Linked DNA regions of Homo sapiens: region 1 is linked to region 2. Evidence: chromatin loops called from intact Hi-C (ENCODE). Cell type or tissue: A673. All regions are shown on one strand. Each heading gives the region's core, and the rest is flanking DNA. Links, peaks and the distances in the headings are about the cores only.

Region 1 (11,550 bases), core at 1,592-9,591, 66 kb before region 2:
TTTAGCAAAAAAAAAAAAAAAAAAAAAAAAAAAAAAGACAGAACAACAGGGGAAGGAGTGGGGGCTTTGGATGTGGACACATCAGAATCACATGGGGTGGGAAAAGATTTTAGAAATGGTAGCAGGGAAGAGGGATAGGAAAGCTGGTCAGGCACCATAACATATGTCTAATTCAATCTTTGAGGCAAGAGGGAGCTACTAAAGGGTTTTGAGTAGGGGAGAGACATAGCACTAATCACTCAGACAGTGAGTGAACCTTACCCCCAGCCCAGAATCTACAGCTCACCAGAGCTTTGCTATTCTCATCTAATGCATGATCTTCATTAATCTTCAAAACGAACATTTGAAGAAAGTACTCTTTCCCCCACTTTAAAGGTGAAGAAATTAAATGGTATCTTGAGAGACTTGTAAATGTCAAGTGTCTAATGTATGATAACCATTACGAGTAGTTCTCTAAAGATTTGTGAATGAATAGGTTGAATACTAATATCTATTACATTTCTGGCCTTATGTTAAGTACTGATTAGGGTGGAGAAAGTGATATACATTATGTGGCCCTCACTCCCAAAGAACCTGCAGTGCTGTTGAGGAGATAAGATTTATACACTAACACCTGCCACACAAAATAGAGAATAATACCAGGTAATAAATACAAATTATACCAAGAGATTTGTTGGCCAAGTAGGGTCTCTCTGAGGAGGTGACACTTTATCAAAACCCTGGATAAAGTGAAGATTCTGGGGATGAGGAAAGCCCAGGCAGTTAGCTGCTAAAAGGAGACTTAGAGATTTTCCAATTTAAATTATGGGTTTTGAATATTTTTTAAGCATTGAAATCATTTTGTAAATAAACATTTTGGTAGTATCCTAACACATAAAACAGAAATAAGTAGATCTCTTTGTTTGGAAAGTAGCGGTGGAGGACCAAGTGTCCCCGGCTCTTGGATTTTTGCATTCTGCAATTCAGGGCACCTCCTAGAATCTCCAAGATCCCAAGTAACACTGTCTGGGGGAAAAAAGTGTTTAAATATGAAATCCTTATTTGACAGATGGGTAAACCAAGACCAAGAGACTAAGTCACTTGCCTTAGAAATCACAGCTACTTAGTAGTGGTTCTGAGTACAGAACTCGTAACTCCTCCCTCAGAAAATAAGACTCTTTCTACCACACTCCATTCCTTCATTCCATAAGTATCTATTAACCTCCAACAATGCCTCAGGCACCAGCTTCATCACTGAAGAAAATGCAATGAGAAAAAAAAACAACATGCCACTGGCCTTATGCTGTATTCATTTCCTATATTAAAAAATAAGCACAAAACTAAATACTTAATTATGAATTGTGGTAAGTCCAACAAATAAATGTGCCCTAAAGCATCGTAATATGCCCTTCATAAGACTAGGAACAGAAAAGAGATTTATCACATGGGCTATAGGAAGGTTTTGTCTTAAGAATTTACATTCTTAGTAATAAGCCTCCCCCACGTGACATATGTTGACTCTTTGTATTTTAATAAAGACTTTTCATGATTGAATTCATGCTCACACATCTGCTTTGTCCATCACACTGAAAAGACTTTAACTTAAATCTAGCCACCAAGTCAGGTGCATTGATTTGAATAAATGCTGTGTACTGAAACGCCTTTCTTTTCCTGCAGTATTTACCCAGCATCTAACTATTGACATTTTTCTCTACTTAACATATATGGAGATGACCCTTCTCTCCTCCTTTCCTTAGGGAGTACACACTTTGCAATTGGAAGGAAAATTACATTCTTCAGTCAGATTGAAAATCAATGACATCGCTGGTCACAATCCCCAGGGAGTTTCTCAAGGAGAAAAGACAGTCTTAAGAATTCCACAAGAAGAAATTGGAACATCGTGCATTATTAGTGGGATTATAAAATGGTGATACTTCTGTGGAAAATAGTATGGAAATTCTTCAAAAAATTAAAAATAAAACTATCATATAATCCAGCCATCCCACTTCTGGGCATATAGCCAAAAGAATTAAAAGCAGTCTTGAAGTGATATTTTAACACCCATGCTCATCAGAACATTCGTCACAATAGCCAAGACATGGAAGCAACGTAAACATCCACAGATGGACAAATGGATTAACAAATGTGATTTATTCATGCAATGGAATATTATTCACCCTTTAGAAGAAAGGGAAGTCTTGCATATGCTACAATGTGGGAGAACCTTGAGGATATTATGCTAAATGAAATAAGTCAGTCACAAAAAGACAAATACTGTTTGATTCCATTTATATGAAGTGTCTAAAGTAGTCAAATTTATAGAAACCGAAAGTAGAATGGTGGTTACCGGGACTGGTGGGAGGCAGAGAGGGGTGTTGCTTAATGGGTATGGAATTTCAGCTTCTGCAAGATGAAAAAGTTCTGGAGATCTATTTCACAACAGTATGAATATACTTAACAAGCCTGAAATCACTTAGGATCTGGCATTATTTGAAGAATGACCAGCTATGCAATGAACTTTATCCTTGTTTCTTTAAAAACATGTCTTTACTTACAAGTACAGTTATGATAGGTTCCCAACTTACAGTCAACTCACTCAACCAAATATGTTTGAGGTAGGGGGTGGGAGTATGATAAAAAATGCTTTTTTCTAAAAGTTTCTTTGTTCAGAGTTTCAAATTATCTCTCATTACTTCTAGATCTCAAAGATGGGGTCTCACTCTGTCGCCCAGGCTGGAGTACAGTGGCGCGATCTCAGCTCACTGCAACCTCCGCCTCCCATGTTCAAGCCTCAGCCTGCCTCAGCCTCCTGAGTAGCTGGGACTACAGGTATGTGCTGCCACACCCAGCTAATTTTTGTATTTTTTAGTAGAGATGGGGTTTCACCATATTGGCCGGGCTGGTCTTCAACTACTGACCTTGTGATCTGCCCGCCTGGACCTCCCAAAGTGCTGGGATTACAGGCGTGAGCCACTGCACTGGGCCTAATTAAATATTTTTTTAAATAGATGACACTTCCCCATGTCTAGGAATCTTTTGGAGGTCTTCTTTGGAATTATATCAAAAATACTTCTCAAACTTTTTGTTCATAAAGTGGACTTGGCTCTAAACAGAAAGTAAAAGACAACTATAAGGCGGCTTCTCTAGAGTCTACAGACCCTTTCTCTAATTTTTTAGCTATAAGCAGTTGACCTTACATATTTTATTTCACCTTTTAACTTCATGACTAAGTTTTCCCGTATGAAATGGGGGTGAAAAAAGAATATACAATTTCAGAAAGCCACACCAGCACTTCAGACACAAATTATATACACTAAACCTTGTTCACAAGAGGCTGCAAAAATTTAGTTAAGCCTTTCTTTAATTTCTGCACTGTATACTTCTGTGTTTTGCACAGCCCATTTAGTACACTATGCTTTTAATGTTATCTATTTTTTAGCCCAATAATTCATAGGAATTATATAAACTATGTAACTTCAATTGTATGACACTTCTCACTGCATCTTGCCCTGGTAAGCATGTAAGAAATGGCATTGATGATGGTGCAATTTGGGTTCATGCTCTAAACAATGTCACAGAAGTATCTGAGCTCTCTTTGCTGGCATCAGTAAAAATGTAGTTAGGAAATAAACTCTGGAAGCCACACTAGACAACCACTGAAGACACACTGGAGATGGCTAAGCAGAAGCACAGGTGCCATTGAAAAGACATGGTCTAAGTGGACTGATCACTTTGGGCTGCTTTTCTTTGCTTTTATTCTATAGCATTAAGTCAATTCATTCATTCATCTAACATTTATTAAACACTAAGCATATGTTAACCACTACTTTGGTGCTGGAAGTAAAACAATGAATATAATGTATACAATGAACTATTAAAAGCCTGGGATTTTACCCTACTTGCAAGCTAACAAATTAGCTTGCCACATTTACTTGAATGCTGGCAGAAGACACAAAACTTGTGAGTTTGAGACAAAGAACAGTTTATCACGCGTAGCAATAGTAGCAGTAACCAGTGTATTAACATTTGCACCACTTACCTAAAATTCAACCACAGGACAATGTAAGGAAGGTCATATAATACCTGCATCTGCAGTAGTACGCATTATAAGATACCATGGGAGGATCAAGGATGGGCTAAGAGAAACATTCAGAGAAGGCTTCTCCGAGGACATAAATGCCAGGGCTGATGCTACAAGGAGGAATAGGAAGGAGCAGATACAGAAAACCAGATGGGTCATTTTAACCAGCAGTCTTTCTAAGACCACAGGCATGGGTATGTGAGTAGTTTGCTACAAGTAGAAAAATCACAAGCTGGGAGTCACTGAAGCTTAAAGCAGAAGGCCAAGGGTAAAGGAAGATGAAGTGAGATAGGCAAGCAAGACCTAGAGTTTGGAGAGCCTTTGATATCTTGCCAAAGAGCTTAGTCTTTTCCCTGTTGGCATTGGAGAGCCACTGGACGTCATAAGCAAATAGGTTTGCACTGGATAGATAATGCTAAACAGAAAGGCATCCATGTCTTTGGCATATTGCTGTGACTCTGATATGATATAGCAAGTCCCCAGCAATCTCCAGCAACCTCTGATAACACACAGCAAACGATGTGTGTGGTTGCCATCAACCATCCTTGTGCATTCTTTGATAATTCAGTAGGGCTGTTTGCACTTCTGAGTCCTGACAAGTGTGCTCTCACTCTCACATTCACCCTATGTCTCCAACAGTGTACCAGAGCTGTGTTTCTTGCAGCATACTTACCAACCCCCACTGTCTTCAGAGTAGTTTTATCTTGTTCCCTGGGGTTTTAACAGTCACTGATAAAGATATCTAATTCAGCATTTTTCTATAATCTAATTTCCTCCTCTGACAAATGCTGTCACTGAAAAATGATGGAGAATTTCCTGACGCCTTCTGTTTTCCTTACTGAGGCCCCTCTAGAGCATTTTGGCATGTGTTATTGATGGGGCCCCTGAATACTGGGAAGAGTGCTGATACCACAGTTTCTAATCATGGATAGAAACTAAGGCCTGGGTAGGGGGTCTTTTTAATCATCTATTTCCAAGAAATGGGAACGTAAATTTTTTTAGAATTCTTCGACTTAGATCCAGTGGGTCCTTTAATTAGACATCACCAGAAGTTGTTTGGACATAAAATATACCCTAGATACTTTGTCATCACTAAATGTTACAAAATGGCACCTAGATCTGTCACAACTCTAATTATGAGGGATCAAAAAGGCCTGACTTGATCTCAGAAACTTCAGCCTCCCAAAATTTCAAGACCAAAATTTATTCTGCAGGGCACTCCTTCCATGACACATTGAACCAGCATCCTTTTAGCAAAGTAAATGCTCAGTACTATAGCCAATGGAGTAGGAATTTATTACCTATCTTGTCCATGCTTTTCCATTGATCTGTTATTTTGCTCAACTTATGCCACCATATCTTGGAACCAAGCAGGTATTTGTCAAGGATTTTTGTCTTCTTAAGTAGAGAATCCTCTAGAAATTGACTTTTCAGTATCATCAGTAGAAATATTGAGCATATTGTAACCCTGGGTTCTTAGGGTGGCCCTTAGGATTTTAAAACCATAAACTGCATCATCCAATAGACAGCAGCACATCATCTGTAACCTCTGAAGTGATGATCAAATGTTACTAGATCAGTACATGAAGAGAGGAATGTGAGTGATCTAACCTACTCCAACATGGCTGATCTCAAATGAGTATTAATTACTCCAATTATCGCAAATTGCATATGTAATGCAATATTTCGTAGCCTTTTTCAATTTCCAAAGCTATTTCATAAACATTAACTTGTTTGATTATTATAAAACACTATGATTTTGGCATGACTGTGTTCATCTCACCCACAGAAGAATCAAAGACTTGTAGCTGCATTTTTGCAGCAAGAGGCTGCCTCTAAGGCTTGTATTCATAGAATATATTCACGGAGTTTCAAGGGATATTAGTGATGAACTGGCCATGGCTGAACTGGCCATTGGTCTTCTTTTTACAGAAGAGAAATTCAAAACCCAGAAATGTGCCCCAGTTCCCAGAGGTAAGGGTGGGATTAAACATAAGCTCAGGTCCTTTTTTTCCAAGCCAGCATTCCATGTTACGTGGCTTGTGTCTTTGCAATGTATTTCATAATTTCTAATTTCCCTGTGGTAGGGAGAAACCTACCAATCTTAGCATTTTCATCTGAAGTGATGTCAAGTCTTCAGTGTGTCAGGGTGTCCCTAATGCTCTAATCTGCTGGATCATGGGACAGCTTAACAACATTGCACAGCCCAGATCTAACAAGGCCCTGTTGTTGACTCTCAGGTGCAAGCCTATCTTCAGCATAAAATGTCATTTGTTCACAAATGAAGAACCTGCAAGAAAGTTAATATTTTGAATTCAGATCAGTTCCATATAATACATCTGTAAAAGAACAATGGAGTAGCTTGGTCATGCATGGAATCATGGGTAGCAGTAGTGGTATAGAGTCTGAGGCTCTGGGATTGAAGGAAGCCTTGGCATTTACAAGTTGTGTGACCTTGGAGAAGTGGGCTCATCTTTCAGAACCTCAGTTACTTGTGGATAAAATGAGGGTTTTTCTTTTAGACATCTCCAGGAGTTGACATAAATTTTAAATGGAATAATATTTTCAACGATAAATGTTAATTATTGAAGTTAATCATATTATTTATGTAGAAAATAGGACACTTCTGAAAATTTGAGCATAGCAAAATTTTTTCCACGTTGCAGATTCAAAATGTCCTCTAGAAAGAATACCAATTCTGGGGTTTTTAAAAAAACATATTTTGAGGTATAATATGTATAAAGTGCATAAAACACATTAATTAAGGGTAGAGCTTGATGAATTTACACATTCATTTACACTCATGTAACCAACCTCCAGATCAAGATATAGGACATTTTCTGCACCCCAAAAGTTTTCCTCATTTCCATGTCCAGTCAATACTCTCCGCCAGCACTCGGAGTTGAGCACTATTTCAGCCCCACTCCTGGTTCTCAGGCCTCTGGACTAAAACTGGAACTTACACTATCATCTCCTCTGTTTCTTAGGACTTCAGATTTGGACTGGACCCACACCACTGGTTCTCATGGGCCTCCAGCTTGCAGAGAGCAGATCATGAGACTCCTCAGTTTCCATAATTGCATGGGCCAAACCCTCATGATAAATCTTTTTCTATATATCTATATGTCATCTATTGATTCTGTAGATGAGTTTTGTTTTTCTTGAACTTTGTATACATGGAATAATATAGTTTATATTGTCATTTGTTTGTGAAATTTATCCATGTCTTTCACATACAAATAGTTTCTTCATTATGACTGCATATTATTGCATGAATATTAAATAAATTATTTATCCATTCTCTGTTAGTGGACATTTGGATTGTTTCTAGTTTGGGGCCATTATGAATAAAGTTGCTATGGACATTCTTGTGTATATCTTTAGGTGGACCTGTGTACTAATTTCTCTTTAGGTGGACCTATGTACTAATTTCTCTTTAGGTGGACCTATGTACTAATTTCTCTTCCGTATATTTTCAGGTCTGAAATTGCTATATCATAAACTGTTGTATGTTTTAGCCACAGCATTTTGAAACAGAGTTTTAAGTAACAGCATTAACTTCCAAGTCCAGTCAACCCTAGCCTGACTAAATCTGTGGATTTATTAGAGTCAATAAGCCAATAAATATTGGTTTAACACCTGCTATGTGTCAGGAATTGTGATTGTTAATTTTATGTGTCAACTTGACTGGGCTAAGGAATGCCCAAATAGCTGGTAAAACATTATTTCCAGGTTTGTGAGGGTATTTCTGGAAGACATTATCATTTGAATTGGTAAAAAGAGTAAAGAAGATCACTTTCACTAATGCAGGCGGGAATTATCCAATCCATTGAAGACCTCAATAAAACAAAAAGACAGAGGATGGGCAAATTTGCTCTCTGCTTGAGCTGGAACATTTATCTTCTCTGGCCTTCAGACACTGGCACTCCTGGTTCTCAGGCCTTTGGACTCAGACTGGGACTTACACTATCAGCTCCTCTGGTTCTCAGGCCTTCAGGTTTGAACTGGACCCACACCATTGGTTTTTGGGGGCCTCCAGCTTACAAGTGGCAGATCATGAGACTTCTCAGCCTCCATAACTGCATGAGGTGATCCCTCATGATAAATCTTTTTCTATATATGTATATATTGCCTATTGATTCTGTTTATCTGGAAAGCCCTGACTAAATACAGGACTACAACAGTGAGCAAGGCAGGTGTGAGCTTCTCTTCCTGAGGCTTATCATCTAATTAGAGGAGGACATCTAACTAGAAATGGGAACATGATGAGGGTCATGAGGGGAAGTGAAAGTCACTACAGGAGCATATAACAAGCATTCTAATGTGCTCTTAGGTTGAGTGCATTTCCCTATTTTTACTAAAAGTTGAGTTTTCCAACCAAATGGACAAGAATGAGTTGTGATCAAAGCACTTTGGGCTCCTTTTGCAGTTCTTCCATTAAGCTGTTTTGTGACTTGAGGCAAAACCCCTACCTTCCTGAGTCTCATTTGCAGTACGAATATCATCTTATATGTGCTTCTGAGCGAACTGCTCCTCTTAAGTTGTTCGAAGAAATGAGTTTGTAAAGTAGTCACTGGTTATGCAAACTAGACAGTAGAAGTCAGACAAGGAGTCCTGAAGCTTTTCCGACTACAAAAAGATATTTAATCCCCTTATATTCAAGTGAAGTAACAGAAAACTCGGTTTCTCTACAAACAATGTGTATCTTTAGCTATAAGAATAATTGTTGGGCTGGGCACAGCGGCTCACGCATGTAATCCCAGAACTTTGGGAGGCCAAGGTGGGTAGATCACCTGAGGTCAGGAGTCCAAGGCCAGCTTGGCCAACATGGCAAAACCCTGTCTCTACTAAAAATAAAAAAATTAGCCAAGTGTGGTGGCGCGCACCTGTAATCTCAGCAACTTGGGAGGCTGAGGCAGGAGAATCACTTGAATCTGAGAGGCAGAGGTTGCAGTGAGCTGAGATCACACCATTGCACTCCAGCCTGGGCAAAAAGAGCAAAACTCAGTCTCAATAAATAAATAAATAAATAAATATTTTTAAAAGAATAATTGTTAAAATCACAGGAGATTACTGTTAACTCATCATGTTTTTAAATGACAGCCTAGTAAAATCTGTATGATTACTAAATCAGATTCAGGTATCATTCTTCAAGGAAGTACCCTCATCACAACATAAAATGCAATATGTGTTTTTATTTTTTATTTTATTTCTTTATTTGAGACAGATTCTCACTCTGTCGCCAGGCTAGAATACAATGGCCCAATCTCGGCTCACTGTAGCCTCCCTCTCCCAGGCTCTAGCAATCCTCCCACCTCACCCTCTGGAATAGCTGGAACTGGGTGCACATTATTACCTCATCTGGCTAAGTTTTGTATTTTTTGTAGAGACATGGTTTTGCCGAGTTGCTCAGGCTGGTCTCAAACTTCTGGGATCAAGTGATCTGCCTGCCTCAGCCTCCCAAAGTGCTGGAATTACAGGTGTGAGCCACCATGCCCAGCCTCAATGTATGTTTTTAGTATCTTCTAAGCCAGCAATCCTCAAAGGAGTCAGGGATGACTGGTCTCTGAGACCATTTCAGGGGATGCATGAGGTCAAATTATTTTTATAATAATACCAAGATATTCTTTTCCTTGTTTGCTCACATTCTCTCATAAGTATAGAATGCAATTTTCCAGAGGCTACATGACATGTGACATCACAAGAGATTGAATGCAGGAGCAGATGTGAAGATCCAGCTGTTTTCCATTAAGTCAGACACTAAAGAGACTTGCAAACAGATAAAACAACACCACTTTTTCACCAATTTTTTATTTTCAAAGATAGTTATTTTTATGAAAATAATAATGTTTACATGTAATAAAGATATTGTTTCTTTCAAATAAATATTTCTGTTTTAATTTCTAACACAGTAAATATATAGATATAACTCACATATATAAAAGCTCTTTGGGGTCTTCAATATTTTTTAGAGTGAAAAGTAACCCTGAGAATAAAAAGTTTGAGAACTACTAAGTAAATGTCTTGCAAATGGTCTCAATCTCCTTATGTAACAAGCTCCTAGATTAGCAGTTTCTATCTCCTTATGTAACAAGATCGTCAATCAGTCTGGCTTTAGTCATGATTGTAGTAGCCAAGACTGAATCAAAGAAAATAGGGCTTATGGAAACTAAGAAACAATGAAGGGCTTATATATTCCGTCAAAGAATATTGGGAAGATATTTATTCTGTCTCCACAAATTGTGTCATGCTTCATGCTTCATGACTGTATATTTACATTCATGATTTTATTCAATGCTCAGAACTTAGGTAGACAGAAAAGGTGTTAGTCCAGCTACTCGGGAGGCTGAGGCAGGAGAATCGCTTGAACCCTGGAGGCGGAGGCTGCAGTGAGCCAGATAGCACCACTGCACTCCAGCCTGGGTGACAGAGTGAGACTTCATCTCAAGAAAAAAAAAAAAAAAAAGAAAAGGTGTTAGTCTCCTGATTTTACAGGTGAGGAAATTGACCTAGAGGAGCTCAGTGAATTGAGCCATGGCCACAAAGCTAACAGGCTGGACTGGGATTGGAACGTAGGTATCTGTGATGCCCTATCTAGTGCTCTTTCCATGTAGCAGAACGTAAGAATTTTATGTAAATATTCTCCAAGTTAACTTTGAATCTCAGTAGTTTGTAACTCCATAATTCTTAATCAATGTTATCCTCCTGGTATTGTTTTCTTCAAAAAAAGTCAACATCATTTTTTTTCTCTAAAACTTACTCTCACCAAACCTGAAAAGAGCTTAAGAGAAGCTAATTTTCTGGAAGCATCTTTATACTTGAAGGGTAGAAAAGTATCCATCTTGTCTTTACATTGACTAAAAGTAAGCATAGTCTAATGGGAACTAGAAGCAAATATATCTTCTGAGAAAGAACTAAGAGTTAATACATATTCCATAAAAAGGCTGGAGACTGTCTTTAGCAGACTGATAGCAGTTAAGTACCTTAAGAGAACCAAGTGAGTTTGTTTTTTGTTTTTTTGTTTTTTGTTGTTTTTTTTTTTGAGACGGAGTCTCGCTCTGTTGCCCAGGCTGGAGTGCAGTGGCAGGATCTTGGCTCACTGCAAGCTCCGCCTCCCAGGTTCACGCCACTCTCCTGCCTCAGCTTCCCGAGTAGCTGGGACTATAGGCGCCCACCACCACGCCGGACTAATTTTTGTATTTTTAGTAGAGATGGGGTTTCACCGTGTTAGCCAGGATGGTCTCGATTTCCTGACCTCGTGATCCGCCCGCCTTGGCCTCCCAAAGTGCTGGGATTACAGGCGTGAGCCACCATGCCTGGCCGAGAACCAACTGAGTTTTTAAATCAAAAAAAAAAAAAAAAAAAGCTTTTCGCAATCCTTTCCTAAAACCAGGTGTTGAATAGTTGTCTCATGATTTATCGATAATTTTCTGTTCTCTCTAAAGCTCTGCACAACTTGATGGATTTTCCTCCACAATTGGATTTATTTC
Region 2 (11,550 bases), core at 2,196-10,195:
TGCATCCTTTAGATACAAATTTCCTAAGTTAATTAAACTAGGATTAAAAATGCAAGTGGCTCTGTGAACTACAGATCTTATTCAATCTGGCTGATTGCTAGAGAGATAGTATTGCATAGTGTTGAAAGTACTCTGAAATGATAGACTATTCAGGTTTGAATCTTACCTCCAGTGCTTGCTGTGTGACTTTGGACAATTCACTTAACCTCTTTGAATGTTAGCTGCGTTATCTGTAAAATGGAGTAGAAATAGAAATTACCTCACAGGACTGTTATGATGCTTAAATGAGTTAGTCTTAAGCAAAGCACTTAGTACTATTGTGGTTTATTCAAAAATGCTCAACATCCTTAGGTATCACAGAAATGCAAATTAAAACCACAATGAGACAGTACCTGACACCTGTTACAATAGCAATAGACATTATCAAAGATAACAAGGGTTGGTGAGAATGTAAGAAAAAGGGAACCCTTGTACACTGTTGGTGGGAGTGTAAATTAACACAGCCATTATGAAAAACAGTATGGAGGCTCCTCAAAAAACTAAAAATAGAACTACTATATGATCCAGCAATTGCACTCCTGAGTATGTATACAAAGGAATTGCAATCAACATGTTAAAGAGATATCTGGGCATCTATGTTCATTGCAGCATTATTCATAATAGCCAACCTAAGTGTCCGTCAACAGATGAATGGATAATGTGGTACACATACAATGGAATACTATTCCGTCTTAAAAAAGGAAATTCTGTCATCATTGACAGTGTAGATGAAACTAGAGAATATTATGCTAAGTGAAATAAGCCAGTCACAGAGAGACAAATACTGCATAATCTCACTTATATGTGGAATCTAAAAAAGTTGAACTTATAGAAGTAAAGAGTAGGATGGTGGTTACCAGAGGCTGGGGGCTGGAAGTGGGTACTGCAGAGATATTGATCAAAGGGTACAAAGTTTTAGTTAGACAGAAGGAATAAGTTTTTCAGATCTATTGCACCACATAGTGTCCATAGTTAATAAAATGTATTACATATTTCAACATTGTTAGAAGAGATTTGAAATGTTCTCACTCCAAAAAATAATAGGTATTTGATGTGATGAATATGTAAATTAGTTTGATATAATCATTCCACAGTGTATACATATATCAAAACATCACATTGTATTCTATAAGTATACACAATTATCTGCAAATTAAAAATAAATATTAAAAAAGAATAGTACTGTTGCATAGTAAGTACTAGATATAAAACATTTATTAATAATAACTTTGTTTCAAAATGACAGACACTGATAACCTGAAGAAGTATACCAAATTTGGTCAACTCTACCCATTCCTTCAAAATCACTGTGGAGCAAACATACGAGCAGGCTAAAAGACATTAAATGTCAAATGTTTGAATTAAAAATTTCATTCACATTCTACAAAAGATGGTTACAAAATTATTATTCAGAGCAAAGTTTTAGTTCTGAACTTGAAATTGTGTATAATAAATGCAGTTTTACAGGTTACAACTGCAAACCTAGTGCTACTCAACTGAAAAATAGCAATAATAAATACTCCAGTTAACATACCTTGAAAACATCCACTTTCCTCCACTCCTTAAGAAGCCTCACTAAAACAAAGATAAAGAATGTTAAAAAGGGGGAAAGAGGGACCATATACTCATAAGAACAAAGAAAACAGGAGAAGAGACAACAGAAAAATGCCACAAAAGTTTAGAAATCAGTTGACGAGGGTTGAGTTGCATCCTCCCAAAGGATACATTGACTGTGACCTTATTTGGAAATAGGGTCTGTGCGGATGTGATCAAAATAAGATAAAGTGACGGCCGGGTGTGGTGGCTCACGCCTGTAATCCCAGCACTATGGGAGGCCAAAGTGGGTGGATCGCTTGAGGTCAGGAGTTCAAGACCAGACTGACCAACATGGTGAAACCCTGTCTCTACTAAAAACACAAAAATTAGCTGAGCATGGTGGTGTGCGCCTGCAGTCCCAGCTACTCAGGAGGCTGAGGCAGGAGAATTGCTTGAACCTGGGAGGCAGAGGTTGCAGTCAGCTGAGATGGCACCACTGCACTCCAGCCTGAGCGACAGAGCGAGACTCCGTCTCAAAAAAATAAAAATAAAAAAAATAATAAAACCATAAAAGTGATACTTGATTAGCATGGGCCCTAATCTAATGACTGCCGTCCTTACAAAAAGAGAGAAAGTTAGACACAGGCAGATGCACAGGGAGAACACGTAATGACAGAGGCAGAGAGTGGAGTGATTCATCTGCAAGCCAAGGAATGCCAAGAATTGCCAGCAGTCACCAGAAGCTAAGGCAAAGGCATGGCACAGATTGTCCCTCAGAGACCCCAGAAGGAACCAACCTCCTGATTTCTGATTTCTAGCCTCCATAACTGTAAGGGAATAAATTTCCATAGTTTTAAGCCACCCAGTTTGTGGTAATTGTATGGCAGCTTTAGGGAGCTAATGTACTGGTGAACATACGGACTTACCAGAGAAAACTGAAACCCAAGTGTTTTCGGAGGTGATGCCCGGAAGCAAGCTTACTGACACGCAGAACCTCACAAAGGCTCAGGAATTGGAAGTGCCATAGCTCTTCAGTGGGATGAGCTGAAAAGAGACCATTAAAAGTCCCAGAAGCAGTTAAGACTCCTAGATTTCCTCCCCTGGCAAAGTCAGGGAAACTTTCTCTAACCCTCATTCCCAACCTGAAACCTGCAAGATTATTTCTTTTGGGAGATATGGAACCAGGATATGGATTCAGGGACACCAGACACAGCTGAAGGTAAAAATGCTATTATGAAACAGTGCTGTAAGTGAAGGTATGCATGATAATTAGGTCTTTTTTTTTTTTTTTTAGACAGAGTCTCACTCTGTCACCCAGGCTGGAGTGCAGTGGTGCAATCTCAGCTCACTGTAACCTCCACCTCCCAGGTTCAAGTGATTCTTGTACCTTAGCCTCCCGAGTAGCTGGGACTACAGGCACGTGCTACCAAGCCTGGCTAATTTTTGTGTTTTAAGTAAAGACTGGGTTTCACCATGTTGGCCAGGCTGGTCTCAAACTCCCGACCTCAAGTGATCCACCCTCCTTGGCCTCCCAAAGTGCCGAGATTACAGGCATGAGTCACCATGCTCGGTGGAGAGTTAATTTTATGTGTCAACTTGACTGGACCACAGGATGCCCAGATATCTGGTTAAACAATATTTCTGAGTGTCTGTGAGGGCCCTGAGTAAAAGAGATTACCCTCACCAATGTGGGTGGGCATCATCCATTTCGGGTCTGAATAAAACAAAAAGGTAGAGGAAGGGAGGATTCACTTTCTCTCTGCTAGACTTCTTGAACTGAATTTTTGATCTTTTCCTGCCCTCGGTGATCCTGGTTTGCAGGACTCCAAACTCGGACTGGAATCTACACCATCTCCAGTTATCAGGGCTTTAAACTACAACATGGGCTTTCTGGGTCTTCAGCTTACAGACAGCAGATTGTGGGGCTTCTCAACCCCCATAATCACATGAGCTAATAGATAGATAGAGATATAGGTATAGATATAGATATCTATTCATTCTCTGTTTCTCTGGAGAACCCCAACTAACACAGGGCATCAGTGCATATAATGAAATTACTAAGTCTCCCAAACTCTTTCCCGCATTGGGCTCCAAGAAGGCTATATATTCTCAAAGCAAGTAATTAGAAGATTACTCTCTAGAAGAAAATAAACAGCTGGTCCTTGCCCCACCATCTTACACCTTGTCCCACCATCTTACACCTTGCCCCACCATCTTACACCTTGCCCCACCATCTTACACCTTGTCCAGCAGTGAACAAGCCTTGCCTATGTCCCCAAAGCACCTTTTTAGAGCATCACTTTTACATATAAATTGACAGCAGGGATCACTACACAAGATGAAGAACGCCTCTAGCAGAAACGACAGGGACCAAATATAAACAAACAAACAACCAAAAAAAACTCAAAGAATCAAAATCAATGCAGAGTTATGTAGAAAGTATTTTAAAACTCCTATAATTTACATCTTCAGAGAGTAAAGGAGGTATATTCATGAAACAATAATGTAATGCTATAAAAGAACAGAGAATAAAAAGGGCACTTAGAAATGAAGGTATAATAAAAGAAATAAAGTAATCTGATAATCATTTGTCCAATTAAGTTGAAAAAGTCACAGAGAAAGTAGAATAAAAAGATGAAGGGATAGAAAATAGGACAGACAGGTAAGAAAAAACATCAGCCAAGAAGGTCCACGATCTAAATAACAAATTTCAAAAAATAAGAGATAAAATAAGAGAGGGCGGAAAGAAACGATCAAATAAATAATACCAGGAGAATCCCCATAACGGAAGAACATGTGTTTCAGGATTGAAAAACTGATCAATAGGAATGAGAAAAGACCCATAAGAAAGACACTCGATTGTGTCTTAGAACGCTGGGTATAAAGAGAAGATCCTAAAGCTTCTTGAGACAAAACAAAACCGAAACCAAAGCGGGTTACATAACAAGAAATTTAGTGACCTGAGAAGGAGAAGGAAATGCAATGACGTAGAGTTTCTCAACAATTTTGGAAGCTAAAATATTGTGGAGCAAGCCCTCCAATATTCCGAGTGAAAGTTATTTTCAACCTAGAACTCAGCCAGAATAAAAACAGTTCCAGACCTGCACGCTCTGTGGGAAAAAAGACCTGGAAGCAACCTCCCTCAAGGAACTATTGGCGGATATGTTCCACAACATGAGGCTATATAATCAAGAAAAAGACACAGACTCAGGAAATAGGGAACTCACCTCAGGAATGAGGAATAAGACCTTCCCAGGATGGATGTGAAGGAGACCCAGGACATCAGTTGAGAGCTGTGCCTTCCAAATTTTGATGTGCATAGGAATTACCAGGGGATCTTGTTGCAATGCAGACACTGATTCAGTAAGTCTGGGTAGGGCTTGAGATTTCGCGTTTTTAACAAATTCCCTCAGGATGCTGAGGCTGCTGGTTCAGGGACTACACTTTGCATAACTGGGGTGTAGAGAAAAAATAGTCCGAACTGTACCAAGAAGACGATGGTACAGAGACAGAGACAGACAGACACTTATTTCCTTCTGGGAGATCATCGGGAATGAATTAGTGTAAGTCAATAACTGTATAGTAGGGGAGGGAGAGGGATGGAGGAGAGGGAGAAAAGGATTAATGTTTTAAGTAAACACAAATGAAGAAAAAACAAGGAAGGGGCTGTACTGAGGGCAGCCGCATACATCCAACCTTGCCTCTAGTAGACACCTGAAGAGGAAGGTTGGACCACCCTAACGGATTCAGATTCAGTAGTCTGGGGGGGTCTCTGGAGTGACCCTGGAAGATGCTCCAAAAAGCCTAGAAGCGGACCACAAGGACAGAAGACGCCCCTTCCCCATACCCAGCAAGGGAGTAAGCCGGGCCTCAAAGCGCCCGGCGCCAGGTCTCAGGGGGCGGGGCATGGGCGGAGCCTTTTCCCTAAATTGGCGCGCCCGAGCGGCGCTGGGATTCGCATTGGAGGCTTTTGAACCCGGAAGCAGTTGGCTGCTCTCGGAAGCGGCCGCGGATCCGGGAATTCGGCTGGCGCTGCAGCTGCAGAATGGTGGGCGGTGGCTGGAAGCGCAGGCCCGGCGCGGGGGCGGGGCCGCAGATACTGCCAGAAAGGCTGTGGGGGCTACGCAGGTGGCTTTGGATGACAGCCAGGGTACCAGGAGGCAGCGCGTTTCATTCATGCAGTGACTATTAAGCTTGCTGTGTGTCCGGGGTCTGCGGTTTGCTGCGGGGACCCTGCCCAGGTCGCTGTTTCGCGCTCTGTAGGGGATTGGACCAGGAAAGTAGCGCCTCTGCATTTTCTGCCCAGCTCCTCTTGGCGCATTTCCTGGGGAAACGGATTAAGCCAACCAACGTTTCATTCATTCGCCCACCCAGATAGATTGGGAACCGATTACATACCAGACATTGTGCGGGGCCCTGCGGATTTGGGGTCAACCCGCCTGCCCCTTCTCCATGTAGAGCCTCCGGCCTGGGGAGGAGGGGCACAAGCGAATATGCATTCTACTGTGACTTTTTTGTTTGGGATTATAATGCTGGTGTGTAGAAAGTGCTATGGAAACACTGAAGGAGGATTTAACAAGTCCCAGGGGGTGTTAAAGAAGACTTTTAAGACAACTCTTTGAAAATGGGTTTTGAAGGCAGAGAAGAGTCTGAGACGTAAAAGTGTAGGAGATGTTTGGGCATAGTGGAGCGTTCGGCTTGGCTGGAGCCAGAGAAATGGGAAAGTAAGAGGGACCTGATCATAAAAGCACTATGAGAGGGGAGGGGGGAAAAGTATGTGCATTATCTCATATTTTACTACGATTTCGGAAGTTCTGTAACCACTACAGTAGCAATAAGGGGAATCAGACAGGAAGGAAGTGCCATTGTGATAACTAAAGTTTTAGAAAACTTAGTCTGGCAGTGTTATAAATCGGATAGGGTGTGAGACATTCTTGGAGGGCTTAATTAACTAGTAAAGGGCCAGTTGTATAGGCATTCTTCATATTGGGTCATGCATTCTAGGAATACCAGGGTAAAGGAGAAATGCAGCCTCTGAAGGGGACAGCTGTCCTAAATTCTAGTTGTTAGGGATATGGAGATGCTGAACTAGTATGTGAGTTAAGGCAGAGCTGAAAAAATTCTCTTTGAAGGTTCAGTGAAGAACTGCTTTGGTGGCGTGAGGTGCTTAACTAGAAATACAATAGCAGAAATGAAGGCGAGTCTATAGAGGCTATAACCATAATGGCCGGCATTTGCATATTATGTGCTAGGACTGTTCTGTGTATTTTTACATATAATAACTTATTCCTTGTAACAACCCTATGATAGAGGTACTGTATGCCCTTTTTGCAGATGAGAAAACAAGGCACAGAGAGGTTAAGTAACTTGCCTAAGGTTGGAAATCAGCTGGAAATCAGTAGGGTCAGGAGTCAACCCAGGCAACCTAACCATTAAGCAAAACTGCCTTTCAGCAAGGCAGATTAAGCCTTTTCTAACATCTTCAGTTGGAGCCAGTCTTTGAAAGTCTGACCAAAGACAGTTATAAAAACAGAAGATAGGATAGCTCGGGACTTCATATGTTCCTACTGTTCTATATTTACAGTTGGAGAAGCAACAGGAAGTGGTTGAGAATCTGCTGTGGAGCCAGACTTAAACCTGAGTTTAAATCCCTTCTCTTCCACTTCCTAGTTAGGGACATAGGGAGGTTAACCTCAGCAGCTGTAAGATGAGGTTAATAGTATCTAGTGCATGAGATAGTTGAGGATTAAATGAGTTAATTCACAGAAGGTGCTTAGAACAGTGAAATAGCACAAGATAAGTTCTCAATAAGTATGACTTACTACTTGTTTTTACTATTATATTATCTTTACTATTACTATTTGCTATTGATACTCACTTTTGGATTCATTTTTCAACAGCCTTTTTGTTCAGCGTCATTCTTTTTTAAATCAGATGCATTATAATCCTTGGCACAATAAACTGTTACCATTGTTCAATTCATGATTGTTTTTGAGCTTATTTATGTTAAGTAATATAACAAACACCTGTGAACCCATTGCCCAACCCTAAAACTGAAACAGTAGTTCTACATCTACACATGTCCCTCTCCTCTCCCTTCAGCCTTCTTTCTGTCACTCATGTTCAATGTAGCTATCCTGAATTTTGTTTTCCCTTGCCTTTTAAAAATAGGCTCATCTCCTATGAATGTATACCTAAATAATATTTATTTTTAGTTTTTGAAATTCATAAAAAGGCTATCATGCTGCATATAATCAAGAACTTTTTTCCTCATTAAAAATATTTAATATAGATAGGTCCATATTGTGTAGCCATACAGTAACCATTTGGTAAATGAAGGAGATTGGTTCCAGGACTCTCACATATCCCAAAACCCGAGCATACCCAAGTTCCAAAGTTGGTCCTGTGGAACCCGAGTATACAAAAAGTTGGCCCTCTCTCTAAGTGGATTTCACATCCTAAGAATACTGTTATTTTCCAGTCTGCATTTGGTTGGAAAAAAAATTCATGTATAAGTGGGTCCACAAAATTCAAACCCTTGTTGCTCAAGGGTCAACTGTAATATTAAGTGTAATAGTCTATTGTTTGGAAGCCTTATAACCATTCTACCAATAGGCATTTGTTCTGTTTTGTTTGCTCTTTAAATCATTGCCATCATGATTATTCTTATGTCATCTGATTCATAAATACGTTTTGTAGATATTGAATGATACCTAACATAAAATTAATAAACTTCAGCCTACTGGGAAAATTGAAGAATATAAATACGAGAAACGTCTAGCTCAGAATTTCTCAACTTTAGCACTGTTGACATTTGGGGCCAGTAGTCTTTGTTGAGGATGCTTATCCTGGGCATTGTAAGATGTTGAGCATCCCTGGCCTCTGCCCCACTAGATGCCACTAGCACCCTTCTTCCAATTCGTGACAACTAACTAGGTCTCCAGATGTCCCCGGGCAGGGGTCGTGGGTTGGGGGCGAAAATCACCACCAGTTGAGAACCACTGCTCTAGGTAGGAAGAGTAAAAAAGAAAGAACTTAATACAAAAAGAAAGAATCTAGGTTCCTGGAAAGAAAAACAGATTGCATCTTAGAAAACTAAATGTATGTAACCTCCAATTAAGCATATTATCTTTACAGAAATTTATCAAATACCTAATAGGCATTATAAAACCTAGCACACTGAACCTATATTGCGGTGGTGCTAGAGATGATTATTGTAACCTAATCCTGGCCTTTTCTGAAATAATTGGATTTTTGGCCTAGAGTTTAGTGCTATTCTGCTAACTTTGTTAGGAATTGTGGATGTTTAACATTGTCACTAACCTTCCCTCTTTATTTGGAAAATCAAAAGGGAGGTATCTGTTTTTAAGGATGGGTAATGATTGTAGTGAATAGCTCAGACACCACTCTGGATGTTGCTGAAGAAACAGCTTTTTAACTGATGAATTGCTTATATCCAGTTACTTCTATTTGTTTCTGATGTGATCAACGAATCTGTTTAAAAGACCCACGTGGACCTTTAACCAAAAGAGGGCAAAACCTGCCCTTTCTTTATTCCTCTCTTCCTGCTCTTTACTATTTCATTTTTACCTTTTTGTTTTTTGTGGTTTCCATTATCTTAGAAAAATATATTTAAAGACTTGCTGTATGGATTCCTCTTAACCACCATATAAACTACTCTTTTTTTCTGTGCCCAAATTCCCAGATTTTACTCAATTACCATTTAGAGAGTTTTAAAGAAAACACATATACTATCTCATAGAGTTGGGTGAACAAGAGTGAGTGATACTGTTATGCAAGGAGAGTTACTGAAATTACTAAAAACGATTTGGAGAACTGAAGTTTTGTGTGTCAATTTTCAGTGTGAAAAAACAGTTGATGTGAAGAAAAGTAAATTCTGTGAAGCTGATGTCTCCAGTGACCTTCGAAAAGAAGTAGAAAATCATTATACGCTCTCTTTACCTGAAGATTTCTATCACTTCTGGAAGTTCTGTGAAGAACTTGATTCTGAAAAACCAGCTGGTGAGTTGCTCCAGAATCATTCTTGTATAAATGGAAAAAGTAATGTAATAGGAAATGGGCTGTGTGTGGCGGCTCACACTCTGTAATCCCAGCTGAGGGAGGAGGATCGCCTGAGACCAGGAGTTTGAGACCAACCTGGTCAACATAGCAAGACCTCTTCTCTACAAAAAAATAAAAATAATAAAATAAAAAAGCTAGGCATGGCTACAGGTGCCTATAGTCCTAGCTACTTGGGAGACTGAGATGGGAGGATCCTTCATTGAGCCCAGTAGTTCGAGGTTGCAGTGAGCTATCATCACTCCAGCCTCAGTGACAGAACAAGACCCTGTCTCTAAAAATATAATTGGCCAGGCATGGTGGCCCACGCCCGTAATCCCAACACTTTGGGAGGCCAAGGCAGGCAGATCACTTGAAGTTGGGAGTTCGAGACCAGCCTGGGCAACACGGTGAAACCCTGTCTACTAAAGATACAAAACTTAGCTGGGTGTGGTGGTGCATCCCTGTAGTTCCAGCTACTCGGGAAGATGAGGCACAATCATCACTTGAACCTGGGAGGTGAAGGCTGCAGTGAGCCGAGATCACACCACTGCACTCCAGCCTGGGCAACAGAGTGAGACCTTGTCTCAAAAAAAAATGTATATATATAAAATAATTTAAAAAAAAAAACTAACCAAGAATATAAACAGTTAATAGAAAAGGAATATTTTCCATGATGTTTCTAGTAAGAGAAAATATAGTAAGAAATATAGATTAATGCTATAGTAATGCCACTGTCACCTATTTTATTGGCAAAGTTAAATAATTTCATCACGTTCTGGGGGAATGTGAAGGAAGGTAAGCACTTTCATATGTTGTAGGAGTTTGAATATGATTTAACAGTTCTGCTTCCAAGAACTTGTCTTGACACAGGAAGGGGAACATCACACACCGGGGCCTGGTGTGGGGTGTGGGGAGGGGGAAGGGATAGCATTTGGAGATATACCTAATGTTAAATGATGAGTTACTGGGTGCAGCACACCAACATGGCACATGTATACATATGTAACGAACCTGCACGTCGTGCACATGTACCCTAGAACTTAAAGTATAATTAAAAAAAAAAAAAATACCAGTCAAGAAAAAAAAAAAAGAAAAAAGAACTTGTCTTATGGATTAGATAAACTAAGAATTATGTTTGAGGATATTTAAACAAAAAAAATGGGAAATGGCTTAAATGCCTACCAATGACACATCTCTTCAGTAGATCTTAATTGTTTTAAAAGAATGAGGCAGATTTTTAGGAAATAATAAACTATCATGCCTGAAATATGTTAACTGAAAAAGAAAAGTGTATAGATTATGCTACCATTGGTATTTTTTTAAAAAAGGGGAGTGGGGAGTACACACATATCCCTGTATACTTTTCTATGTGCTTACTTTGTCTCTGAAAGGAGAAAGAAACTGTTAATGGGCTGTGATCATTACTTTGCACTATATACCTCTTGTACTGTTTAAAATTTTTAACTAGTAAGCACTGTCATACACTACTGATGGAAATGTATATTGATGCATATTCTGAATTTTGCCAATAGATCAGAACAGAACTGTATAGCAGTTTCTTTAAAAATAGTCATGTCTGTACAAACATTAGCAAAGATGTTCACTGAAACATTTTTAGAACAGAAAAAAGAAATAGTAAATGTCCATCAGTAAGAGAATAGATGGTTACCTCTTTATAATGCAGTATCATGCCCTATTAAAAAATCATGTAAAATAACATTGAATAGCATGGAAAATAATCAAAAAATTTAAGTGCGTCAGGATGGAGGACAAAAGCAGATTACAAAACAATCCATCTGAGTTTGTTACATATTTGTATCTGTTCATGGGGGTGGAGAGTATGGAAATTTGTTACTGTATATTAGAGTATTAACTGTGTTATCTTTGGCTAATGAGATGGATGGTTTTAGTTTT

The links. Hi-C counts contacts between places; a loop is a spot of excess contacts. Peaks named below come from ENCODE experiments on the same cell type or tissue, not always from the same donor. Only the 100,000 strongest peaks of a DNase experiment are listed, where the experiment ranks them.
Region 1: a loop joins it to region 2, with 4 times the contacts of the local background. A loop is called at or near these places in 2 of 110 quality-filtered maps.

Annotation. Positions count from the first base shown.
Region 1 is chr9:14,922,680-14,934,229 of GRCh38, forward strand. LOC124902122 (a long non-coding RNA gene) reads right to left here and starts at 8,989. Exons shown (of 2, transcript XR_007061421.1): 1 at 8,947-8,989; 2 at 5,249-6,350. In A673, for the core only: no CTCF peak of the experiment used is centred there; DNase peaks (open chromatin) are centred at 2,362 and 4,812; H3K4me3 peaks cover 882 bases; H3K27ac peaks cover 5,210 bases.
Region 2 is chr9:14,987,727-14,999,276 of GRCh38, forward strand. It overlaps LOC105375980 (a long non-coding RNA gene), which reads right to left and starts at 5,469. Exons shown (of 5, transcript XR_929491.3): 1 at 5,423-5,469; 2 at 4,803-5,028; 3 at 2,502-2,619; 4 at 1,574-1,614; 5 at 1-230. It also overlaps the pseudogene LOC389705. In A673, for the core only: no CTCF peak of the experiment used is centred there; DNase peaks (open chromatin) are centred at 5,575, 5,935 and 6,355; H3K4me3 peaks cover 3,361 bases; H3K27ac peaks cover 5,207 bases.